2 separate regions of the Homo sapiens genome follow, and region 1 is linked to region 2. The links are chromatin loops, found by intact Hi-C in ENCODE. Cell type or tissue: endothelial cell of umbilical vein. All regions are shown on one strand. Links, peaks and the distances in the headings refer to the core of each region. The heading gives the core; the rest is flanking DNA.

Evidence for each region. Hi-C counts contacts between places; a loop is a spot of excess contacts. Peaks named below come from ENCODE experiments on the same cell type or tissue, not always from the same donor. Only the 100,000 strongest peaks of a DNase experiment are listed, where the experiment ranks them.
Region 1: a loop joins it to region 2, with 2.7 times the contacts of the local background. A loop is called at or near these places in 1 of 110 quality-filtered maps.

The regions. Positions count from the first base shown.
Region 1 is chr10:113,877,687-113,883,072 of GRCh38, forward strand. NHLRC2 (NHL repeat containing 2) reads left to right here. Exons shown (of 11, transcript NM_198514.4): 4 at 1,888-2,009. Among named protein-coding and RNA genes, the nearest start is that of NHLRC2, 26 kb to the left of the region's middle. In endothelial cell of umbilical vein, for the core only: no CTCF peak of the experiment used is centred there; a DNase peak (open chromatin) is centred at 2,775; H3K27ac peaks cover 1,764 bases.
Region 2 is chr10:113,928,381-113,933,766 of GRCh38, forward strand. No RefSeq gene overlaps it. Among named protein-coding and RNA genes, the nearest start is that of NHLRC2, 76 kb to the left of the region's middle. In endothelial cell of umbilical vein, for the core only: no CTCF peak of the experiment used is centred there; no DNase peak of the experiment used is centred there; H3K27ac peaks cover 1,986 bases.

The sequences.
Region 1 (5,386 bases), core at 102-5,101, 51 kb before region 2:
AAGACAAAAGTAATTCATTTCTTTGCAATCCTGCTTTAGTAATATATGCAGCATTAGTACATAAAGTAGAAATGTCTGTGTTCCTAATATAAAAAAGCTAGTTGTGGTCCTATGCCCTGATGTTATTCTTAATATACCAAGATACAGTATGTGTTGTGTTTTGTGGTGTTTGTTTTGTTTTGGCTACTTGGTATTTTGATTTATGACAGGCAGTTACGAGAATTGAATTGTTACTCAAAAAGTGTCTTTTGTAGCAGTTTGAATTTAAGTGGTTTTAAAAGTTAATAGATTCTGTGATTTTCAAAATAGTGTAGGTGAATATTCTTTGTTAAAAGAGAAACCAGCAGCAAGCTACACTACCCAAACATAGTTCTAGAAATACTGTTATCTTTTGATACAGTTATTCTTTAATTTTTAAAAAAGAATTCTTTGGTCAGATACACTCAGGAAACACTTTTAATGTTATCAGATTTTTATTGGTGATGGTATCATAATATTTCCCAAATTTTTTACTCTCCTAATTTTCCTTATGGGGGGGTATAGTACACAATATTTTCCAATCTCATGTAACCACAGAACTCTCCCTTTTTTTTCAGGGAACTCTTATCAATATCAACACAATAATAGTATTATTAACAATTGTAGGTACAGTAGACACTATATGTCTGGCATTATTCAAAACATTTTACTTGTATGAACTCATTTTTGCCTGCACAATGCTATGAGTTAGGTAATTAGTTCCATTTTACAGAAGTAAAACTGAGACACAAAGAACTTTCCCAAATCACCAGCTAGAAAGAGACAGACTTGGGATTTAGACAAGGTCTATTGGGCTCTTGAGTTGGTTTTCTTTTTTTTAAAGATGGAGTCTCACTCTGTTGCCCAGGCTGGAGTGCAGTGGCATGATCTCAGCTCACTGCAGCCTCCACCTCCTGGGTTCAAGCAATTCTCCTGCCTCAGCCTTCCAAGTAGCTGGGATTACAGGTGCCTACCACCATGCCTGGCTAATTTTTTGTATTTTTAATAGAGATGGGGTTTCATTGTTTTGGCTAGGCTGGTCTTGAACCCTTGACCTCAAGTGATCTGCCTGCCTCGGCCTCCCAAAGTGCTGAGATTACAGACGTGAGCCACTGTGCCAGGCCTTGGGTTTGTTTTCTAGCCACTCTGTTACACTACCTTTTTATGGTTGCCTAGGACAATGGAGTTCCACAAAGCAGTTTGAACTGCTGATTTAGAGGCCTTGAATGGCTTGTCTGCTGGCCATGGAAATAATAGTTACATTTTATTGTGTTATATTCTCCACCCTTGAAACTCTACATGAATTGTAAAAACTGAGAGGTGGACTAGAATCACTCTCTCTTACAGTGTGTATGATATATCGCAGGACTTTCTGACAAAGTGAAATAGTAGATAAGAAGGATTCTTAATCTGGGGTCCTTGGACTCCTGAGAGTCTTCAGTGGTCCTCAGGATCTGGGATTGTTTACAACAATTTGGCCATGTGTATTTTTCTAGGGAAAGGGCTCATAATTTTCATTGTATTATCCAAGGAGCATATCTTTCAAAATTGTTAAAAATTATTCATCTGTTGAACAATTGGAGTTATTTTTAAATCTTTGTAGTCTAGGTAATGGATAATTAGAATGCTTTTAAAATTATTTTCTTCGCTATATACTACTATGCTTAAGTGCACTAGTAATTGTACTATGAGCCCTGTCATTAGCAAAACTCACTCTTAAGAAAAATGTTCCTTGGGGAACATTTTAGTTTTTAGATGGACATACCATTTTTTTATATTAAAATCCCAGCATTAAATACAAGTTTGTTTTGTTTTGTTTTGTTTTACCTTGAGATCACTTCTTAAGTGGCAAATTTTATCTTATTTTAGGACCCAACCCTGGAAGAAAAGATGGAATATTTTCAGAATCAACTTTTAATTCTCCACAGGGTGTAGCCATAATGAATAATATCATATATGTGGCAGACACTGAAAACCACCTTATAAGAAAGGTAATTTTCATTTTAAATTTGTTTTAATACTTACAATCAGAAAAAGGAAATGTATTTGCTACATTAAATATTTGAAGTTAAAGCGTGATTCTTATGTATGTCAATGTCCTTGTTCTGCTTTTCTTGAGGTACGTACTTTAGTTTTATTCTCAAGTATCCTGTTTCTATTTGTGTCAGTATGTATTTGTCACAAAAGAAAACCCCATTCAGTTCTTTTTTTAACCCTTGTTTCAAGGCTGTGTCCCTAATCACTCAAAAGCTCCTCATTTTGAAGTATCTTCCTAACCACTAGTTTACAATGATCCTTTGTCCTTTTTCAGTTGAATTTTCTCAAACTAGAAAAAAAATCCTACCATTCCTGCTTCTATTCAACTTTTATGCTTTGGCTGGAAATACTGATTAGCCAATTCGTCTTAAAACTTGTTTGATTTTATTATGTGTCCTTATTTCTAAAAAGTCAGCTAATACATAAAGGTAAAAAAAAGTCCCCTGACCATCAATTCCAGTTTCCCAGAGGTAACCATCCACTGTTAAAGTGTGTGTCTTTTTGGAAATTTTCTACTCTTATAAAAATAAATTGATATTAAAAAGCCTTTTTGTAGAGAATTTTTTAAACAAATGTAATGATGCTATGCATACATAATGTTTTGCAGGTTTTTCTAACTTTTTTTTTTTGCATGTTAGTCACCTGAATGATATGACTGTATCACATTCCATTGTAGATGTACTCGGTTATTTCAGACATTTCCTCCTGATGGTTGTTTTGGCTAAACCATTGGTCTTTAAGTTGCCATGTGTTTGGAAAATAAGTAACCAAGTTCATCATACTCATCCTGTCTAAATACATTGTTTCAGATACTGCCTTGTTTTTCTCACTGTTTCTTTCAGTATTGACATTTATTCTCATTTATTTGACAATATTTTCACTTATATACACATAGTAGAAAAAAATACATATAATATATAATAATATCCACTGTACTGTAAGTCTTCCTGAGGGCTAGAAATATGTTTTGTCTACTACTGAATCCTAGCACCTAGAAAAGACCTGGCCTATGGTAGGTGTTCAACAGATATTTGTTGGATGAATTTATGAGCAAATAATACTGTTTCAGGAAGCACTTTTGAAAGTGTGTATTCCTCAATATAAAAGTGTTACATGAAAAACAGATTTTGTGGGTTAATACATTAAAGCAGATGTGTTTTTTAAAGTCTTGCAGACTTTCTTCCAGACTTAAATATGCTAATGTATTGTTGAGTGCATTAATGGGGGGATATCTGTGCAGCATTTCTAAACTTATTTGACCAGAGAGCCCTTTATAGGCAGAGCTGCTTATAGGACTGTTTCCATGGTGTATATTTTAGGGAAAAGTGGTTTTTTAAATTACTAAATTCTTAATGATTAATATTTCTTTATCATTATCTTTTTGGGGTTGTATGTGTCTATAATTCGTCAGAGGGGCTAGACCTCTAATGGTGTATTGAATTAGTAAAATAGCCAGCCTGCAACATTCAGGGAGTACTTGTCCTTCTTTTTTAATTGTATGTCATTTCTCTTGCTTTACAACTTAATGGGTTTTCGAGTATTGACCATGTGCTCCATTTCAAATATTTATGCATTTAAGTATAATCACAACAAATTTAGGTTACCTGAAATTGTTTTATATTCTGTGACTTAATATGGTGTCTGCAGAAATGGAAAGTGGAATTTTTTCCTTTTAAAAATACAAGAATATTTATTGTGTTTTATTTTTGTTTAAGACCTCATTTGCAGAGGATTGAATTGATTATATTCTCATTCATGGCTCACGAACATTGTTTCATGCAGACCCTTCTCATTTAGAATAATTTATTTAAATTATAAATTCTCCTACTTCCCCATACCCCCAACTCTCACTCCCCTTACATTAGCATACCTATAAGCAGCCATTGTGATACGTTTAATGCATGTTTTTATTTGTATGTGATCTTGTAAGTGTTCTGTGTATATTTTTTAGTTACTTTATTGTGCTATATTTTATGTATCATAAAGTTAACCCATTGCAAATCTATAATTCACTAGTTTTTAGTAAATTTAACAGGTTTTGCAACTGTAACCATACGTTGTTTTTAAAACATTTCATCCCCCAAGTAAGAACCCACATGACCACTTACAGATAGTCCCTGTCCCCTCCCATCCCTAGGCAACTGTTAATTTACTTTCTGTCTCTATAAATTTGCCTTTTCCAAACATTTTATTAAATAGAATTATATATATTTTCTTGTATTTGGCTTCTTTCATTTCACATAATGAAAAGTTCATGTGTGAAGTAGCATTTCAGTAGTTCATTCCTTTGTATTGCTGGATAGTATTCTGTTGTGTGAATATATGACATTTTATCTACCAATTCACCATTGATATTTAGATTGTGTTTTGGCTATTTTGTATATTTTGTTATTTTGGGCTGTTATGAATAATCTTGCTGTGAGCATTGATACACAGGTTTTACATGGACATACATTTTTATTTGGCATGGGTAGATACCTAGAATTGGTATTGTAGAGTTATATGTTTTATGTTTAATTTTTTGAGAGCTGCTGAATTATTTTCCATAGCAATTGCACCATCTTACCTTCCCACTCGAAATATATGTGGGTTCCAATTTTCTACATGTTCACCGTCACTTGTTATTTTTCATTTTTTAAAAATTCTAGCCATCCTACTGGATATGAAGTGGCATCTCATTGTGGTTTTGATATGCATTTCCCTTATGACTAATGATGTCAACCACCTTTTCCTGTGCTTATGGGCCATTTTTATATCTTTGAGAAGTGTCAGTATTCTTTGCCAAATTTTTAATTGGGTTGTCTTTTCTATAATACAGTTGTAAGAATCCTTTGTATATTCTAGGTACAAGTTCTTTATCAGATATATGATTTACAAATGATTTTTCACATTTTTCTGCTTGCCTTTATACTTAGTTAATCATGTTCTTTGATACATTGAAGTTTTAAATTTTGATGATGACTGATTTGTCCATTTTTTCCTTTTGTTGCTTATGTTTTTGTTGTTGTAAGAATCCATTGCTAAATCCAAGGTCATAATTATTTACCCCTGTGTTTTATTCTAAAAGTCTTTTAGTTATGGCTCTTATAATTAGGTCTTTGATCCATTTTGAGTTGATTTTTGTATATGGTGTGAAGTAGGGGTTCAACTTCATTCTTTTACATGTGGATATACAGTTACCCCAGAAACATTTGTCCAAAAGACTGTTCTTTCTCCCTTGAATAGCTGTAGCAGCCTTGTTAAAAATTAGTTGATCATAGATGTATGGACCCATTGATCTCTCTGTCTGTCTTTATGCCAGTACCTTACTGTTTTGATTGCTGTAGCTTTT
Region 2 (5,386 bases), core at 121-5,120:
CACCTCACCCGGCTAATTTTTTGTATCTTTAGTAGAGACGGGGTTTCACCATGTTGGCCAGGCTGGTCTCGAACGCCTGACCTCGTGATCTGCCCGCCTTGGCCCCATAAAGTGCTGAGATTACAGGCATGAGCCACCACACCTGGCCCCAAAGATCTCTTTTATTGCTTAAAATTGAAAACATGAATCTTTGGATAAAACTTATAGTCAAAGTTTTTATAATCTAGGAAAGCTATTTGATTCTTACCACTGCTGAAACTACACTTCCTAAATTCTGCTTAATTTGCTAAAAATTCTATTAAATTTAAGCTATAAAGAAATCCTCTTGATGTAAATATTTTTGAATACATAAAATGTTACTTTATTGTTCTGCCATTTCATTTTCACCAAATGTTATTCTTTAGGGATTTCATCCAAGTGAAGAGTGCATAGACTTACGTACAAAAAAAATTAGTCTAATTCTGACTGTATGCATTTAGATCAACCTTGACTTCTTCCCTAAAAGACTACTTTTGTTTATTAAAATGCAAAAAAAGTTACAGAGAATAACAAATTAAACAAGCAATACATCATTTCAGTCCTGGAAATGAGACAGCCACAGAACTAAACTCACAGTAGTGAGAGGAGGTCATAACAAAGCCACAGCCAGCTCTCATGAAAGTCTCTAACTGTCCCCACCTAAGAAATAAACATTGGGCTCCAAAAAGGCCAGATGTCTTCAATGTCTCAGCCCAGCATTTATTTCTGTTTGCCATCCAAATTGACTCCCTCTTTGATGTCCCTTTCTTTTGCATGTGCTGGTACAATATAACTTAATTTTGAGGCATCATCAACCTGGTTTTTAAAACCAACTCCAATAATACTGCCTTAGTCTACAATTAGGATTAGGAACTTAAAAGGGTTCTTCTTACATTTCATTTGAAAATTGATGTCTGCAGTGCTTGTTCATAATCCTCATTACAATTGCTGGGAAATTTAAAGGGTGGGATTGCATTCTCATTTGGAGGAAAGGGTAAGCTGGTTTTCATGCTCTTCCCAGGCAGCGATCTCATTTAGCCTTGGTGTTTGGCGAAAAAGAAAGGGGAAGAAGAAGTTAACTGGAGAACTAGAAGATAGAAATTTGCCATGTGGGCAGTTTAAGGTTCTGTGACTCTGTCGGCTGATATGCTTCTAATTCAGGGCAAAGAGGGGTGAGAGAAGAGGGCTGGCGAAAAAATGAAAAGTGCATTTTAAGCCAGGGAGAGATCTGAAATCTTAAGCTGAGCGGCCACAGGAGGCTTAATAATCACTGGAGTGCATGCATGGGAGATTCCACTTCAAAAGAAAGGGAATGATGCATTAATGCCCCACGGACATAGTAATGCCCTAGGGACTCCAGGACTGTCCCTGTCACAATCTGAGAGCCATAGAAAAACCATTCAGTGCCAGGCTTACTTAGAGCGTGTCCTCCTTAAAATTGCTCCTCCAAAGGCTATGTGATGTGGAGCTGTGTCTGTGAGGGCCCTTGAAGCAACCGGATGCTTAGGCCAGAGAGGAATCCATTTAGGATTCGGAGGTACAAGCAGCTGTCCACAGGAAATCCAAGAGCCTTGCCTGAGAAATGAAGAAAACCAGGACACCTTTCACTGATTCCGTCTGCAGAACTCAAAAAGACCTGAATTTTCCTCCTTTATGTTGAGATACAAATCCAAATAGCTTTAAAAGAAACTTTTTTCAAAAAGTTTAATGCTTAAGAATCCAGAAGTCCTCCAAAGTCATGAAGTGGAATGTAATGTAATAACTGGAATCATTTGAGCAGAACATTGCTTAAAGAAACCTGCATGTTTATTAAATGACCACCTTGGATATCTTTCCTTTCAGAAAAAGAAGTTCGAATCTGGATGGCTGAAAAATAATACTTCCAGTTCATTCATATTATCTGCTTCCTCACCAGGTTAAGATAATAGAAACCTCATCATATGGAAAGGTCAAGACTCATGACTACGTGTGCAGCTCAAAACTTCATTTTTCTCTTTTTCAGGAGTCCTCTGCATTCTCATTAATCAAAGCAAAGTTTGCAAATTGTAGCTATGCAAAACTTGCATAAAATCATTTAGTCCTTGATTTTTTCTCTTTGTTCCTTTTCAGTTAACTTTCAAAAAAATTTTTCCCAAACATCTCCCACTTCAGGAAAAAATTTGACAACCCCTTATAAGCCTGCATATTTTGTGACAGAGCTATGATTATACTCAAGCAGCCTTGTCAAGAGAAGCACACTCCAGCTTTTTTCTGAACCTTGATTTTAAAGAGTGCAATGAACTCATTGATGTTCTAATAAGAGCTTTCTGCACGTCAGAAAAGGAAGGGAAATGGGTGGGACTTATAGAAGGTGATGGTTATCATTAATAAATGAAAGCAAAATAAATAAACATAGCTAGCTAAGCCATGCTACTGAAAGTCAATCTGGCCCTAACTCTCCAGGAAACATAATGGTTCAGTCAGGCTAAGGGATGCCAGGGGAAGAGCAACCCTTCTGGAACCCAGAAGACACCAGGTTTTGTTCTGGAATCTCTGGAATGCAGCTGTCAGTGGACGCAACAGGAAAGTGGGTTTCCTCTGATTATAGAGAAGAACTTGACAACAATTAGACATGTCCGTAAACAGAAAAGTCAGAAAAAAATTATGTACTCCCCAGTGCAAGAAGCGTGCAAGGAGAGGCTGGATGATCACCTGGCAGAGAGTGTGTGGAAAGTGTTTCTCCTTTGGGTATGAGGTGAAACTGGATAACTAAAGGCTTAATGTACCTTCTAACTCTAAGAATCTGTGATTCCATAGCTTTGGATGATCAAGAAAAGCCACTCTGGGCCTTGGTTTCCTTATCTGAAAAACAAGAGCCTTGGCACAAAATAGGCCATCTTAGGTCCGTCGCAGCCCAAGATGGTATGAATGACCACCTGATAAACTTGTGATGTTGGAGGCCAGGCTCAGGCATCCCAACTCACTGCCTGGCTTAGAAAGGGTCATCAAACTTCTCTGGGTCTTGCTCTGAAGTCGTTTATATAATCCATGGGCAAGCTTGAAGAACGAGGGAACACAGCCCACCAAGTGCTGGAAGCACCAGAGGAAAGGCAAATACAGGCCACATGCCTCAGGTTAAAATATTTTCAAGGCCGAAGGTTTACTGAACCTTATTTCAGACAATATCAATCAAGAAAAGCATTGAGACCATGCCTCAGAGTTCCTTGTCATGGAATTTAAGGGAGTTTGCCATAAAGCTTATATTGATTACTTGATTTATAGAATAGGTTTCAAGTCTCAAAGACTTGTTTCTAAAAAGGAAACACCTCCAGCAGGGAGGAGGCACAGTTTCTGCTTGTTTTCCAGAAAACTGGTACACCATGCTTCATTCCAGTGACTCCTGGCATTTGTGCCCTATTAATGTTTGGTATAAGTTGGTGCCCAAAGTGTGTTTGGATGAACAAAATAAGTTTTATTGAAAGAAAATGTCTGTTTGTAACAAAGCTATTTTAAACTTGTATATGCACTTCAAGTATGTATATTATATAACATATTTTTAATTACCTTGACAATTTGAATTGAGGTATCAGTAAGGCAAAATCTGTGAGGAAATAAAGACATCTGTGATAACATAGGGACATGGACATAGGTCAGGGTTACAAGGCTAAGTGAAGCTCTGGATAACTTTAGGCCATTTCCTGGCAGGCTTCTTAATTTCAGGTTGAATTTGTCCATGATGAAGTGGGTATTTGCCTCTCAGGGAGCCATTTAGTTCCATACATAGAGAGAAAGGATTTATATGACTCCAAAGAGAAACGTTGACTTATTTTTTCTTTAAGCTGTTGGGGAAAGAGAGGGTAAGGGTGCCTTTACCTATAAAGCTAAAATGCAAAGACTTTAAAGACTCTTTCTGCCTATAATGGTTTGAGTCTCAGGTCCCCAGCCATTGAGTTCCAGTCTAGCAGAGCTCACGCAGGGTAAGAAAGAGTCTCTGGAGCAGGCACAGTGGCTCCTGCTTGTAATCCCAGCACTTTGAGAGGCCGAAAAAGGCGGGTGGGTCGCTTGAGGTCAGGAGTTTGAAACCAGCCTGGCCAACATGGTGAAACCCCATCTCTACTAAAAATACAAAAATTAGCTGGACATGGTGGCGCATGCCTGTAGTCCCATCTGTAATACTCAGGAGGCTGAGGCACGAGAATCGCTTGAACTGGGGAGGCGGAGGTTGCGGTGAGTCGAGATTGTGCCACTGTACTCCAGCCTGGGAGGCAGAGTGAAACTCTGTCTCAAAAATAAAAGAAAGAGTCTCATCCTCTCTCCCAGCCCCTCAGGATCCCCTCCAAGCTTCTTCCCACTCATCCCCAAAACTTGCTCTGAATTCCCCCGAGAATACCCCCTGAGCGTTTTGTTGGTGCCTATTTTATGACATTCATCATATTCCACCTCCTGTTCAGCTCAACAGCCCAGCACTCCTTGACATGTTTATGCAGCTTTGTGTCACCTATGTAGGATCTGGTCCAAAGCAGGGCTTCAAGTAATTGATGAAGAAGTAGCTAACACATGGTTTAGGGTGTCACCCTTCCAAACCTAGATACATTGTAACAGGAGACTGGATGGAAGGATGGATGGATGGATGGATGGATGGATGGATGGATGGATGGATGGATAAATAGATGGATGGTTACACCCCACGGGAGCACACAACTTAAACTCTGAGTGATGTAGAGTCAGAGACTGTGCAGGTAGAAAAGTGGATTTATGGAGAAGATAGCAGAGAAGCAAATAGGGAGAGAAATGGAGAGCAGAGCTCTCTGTCCACTTAGTTGGGACAGGGAGAGGACAGAGAAGGGACTGAAGTGGATCTCTGTGCCTTTGCTTCTCCGTTTGCCAAAGGAGTGGGTTTGGATCATCTCTAAGGTCCCTTCCAGCTTGAGAGCCCACTGGACCACAAATTGTGAATTACTAGTCACTGGGCCCTGGTGAAAGTTAAGTGGTACAGCTGCTTTCACCAGATCAGCCAAACGTTGGCAAGCATTTTTGACTCCCATTTTAAGAAAAATCCTTAAACCTTAATCATAATTTCATATGATGAACTATTTGAGCTCCCAAAGAGGAAATTCTTGCATTTCAAAAACTGCAATTTGAGCACAAACCCCTTGCCATGGCCTTGAATCTGAAGAGCATCCTTTCTGCCTCCCTCTTCTTTTTTCTTTTCTTTTCTTTTCTTTTTTCATTTCGTTTTGTTTTGTTTTGAAATAGAGTCTCTTTCTGTCACCCAGCCTGGAGTACAATGGTGTGATCTCGGCTCACTGCAACCTCCACCTCCCAGATTCAAGTGATTCTCCTGCTTCAGCCTCCCAAGTAGCTGGGATGACAGGCATGCACCCCCAGT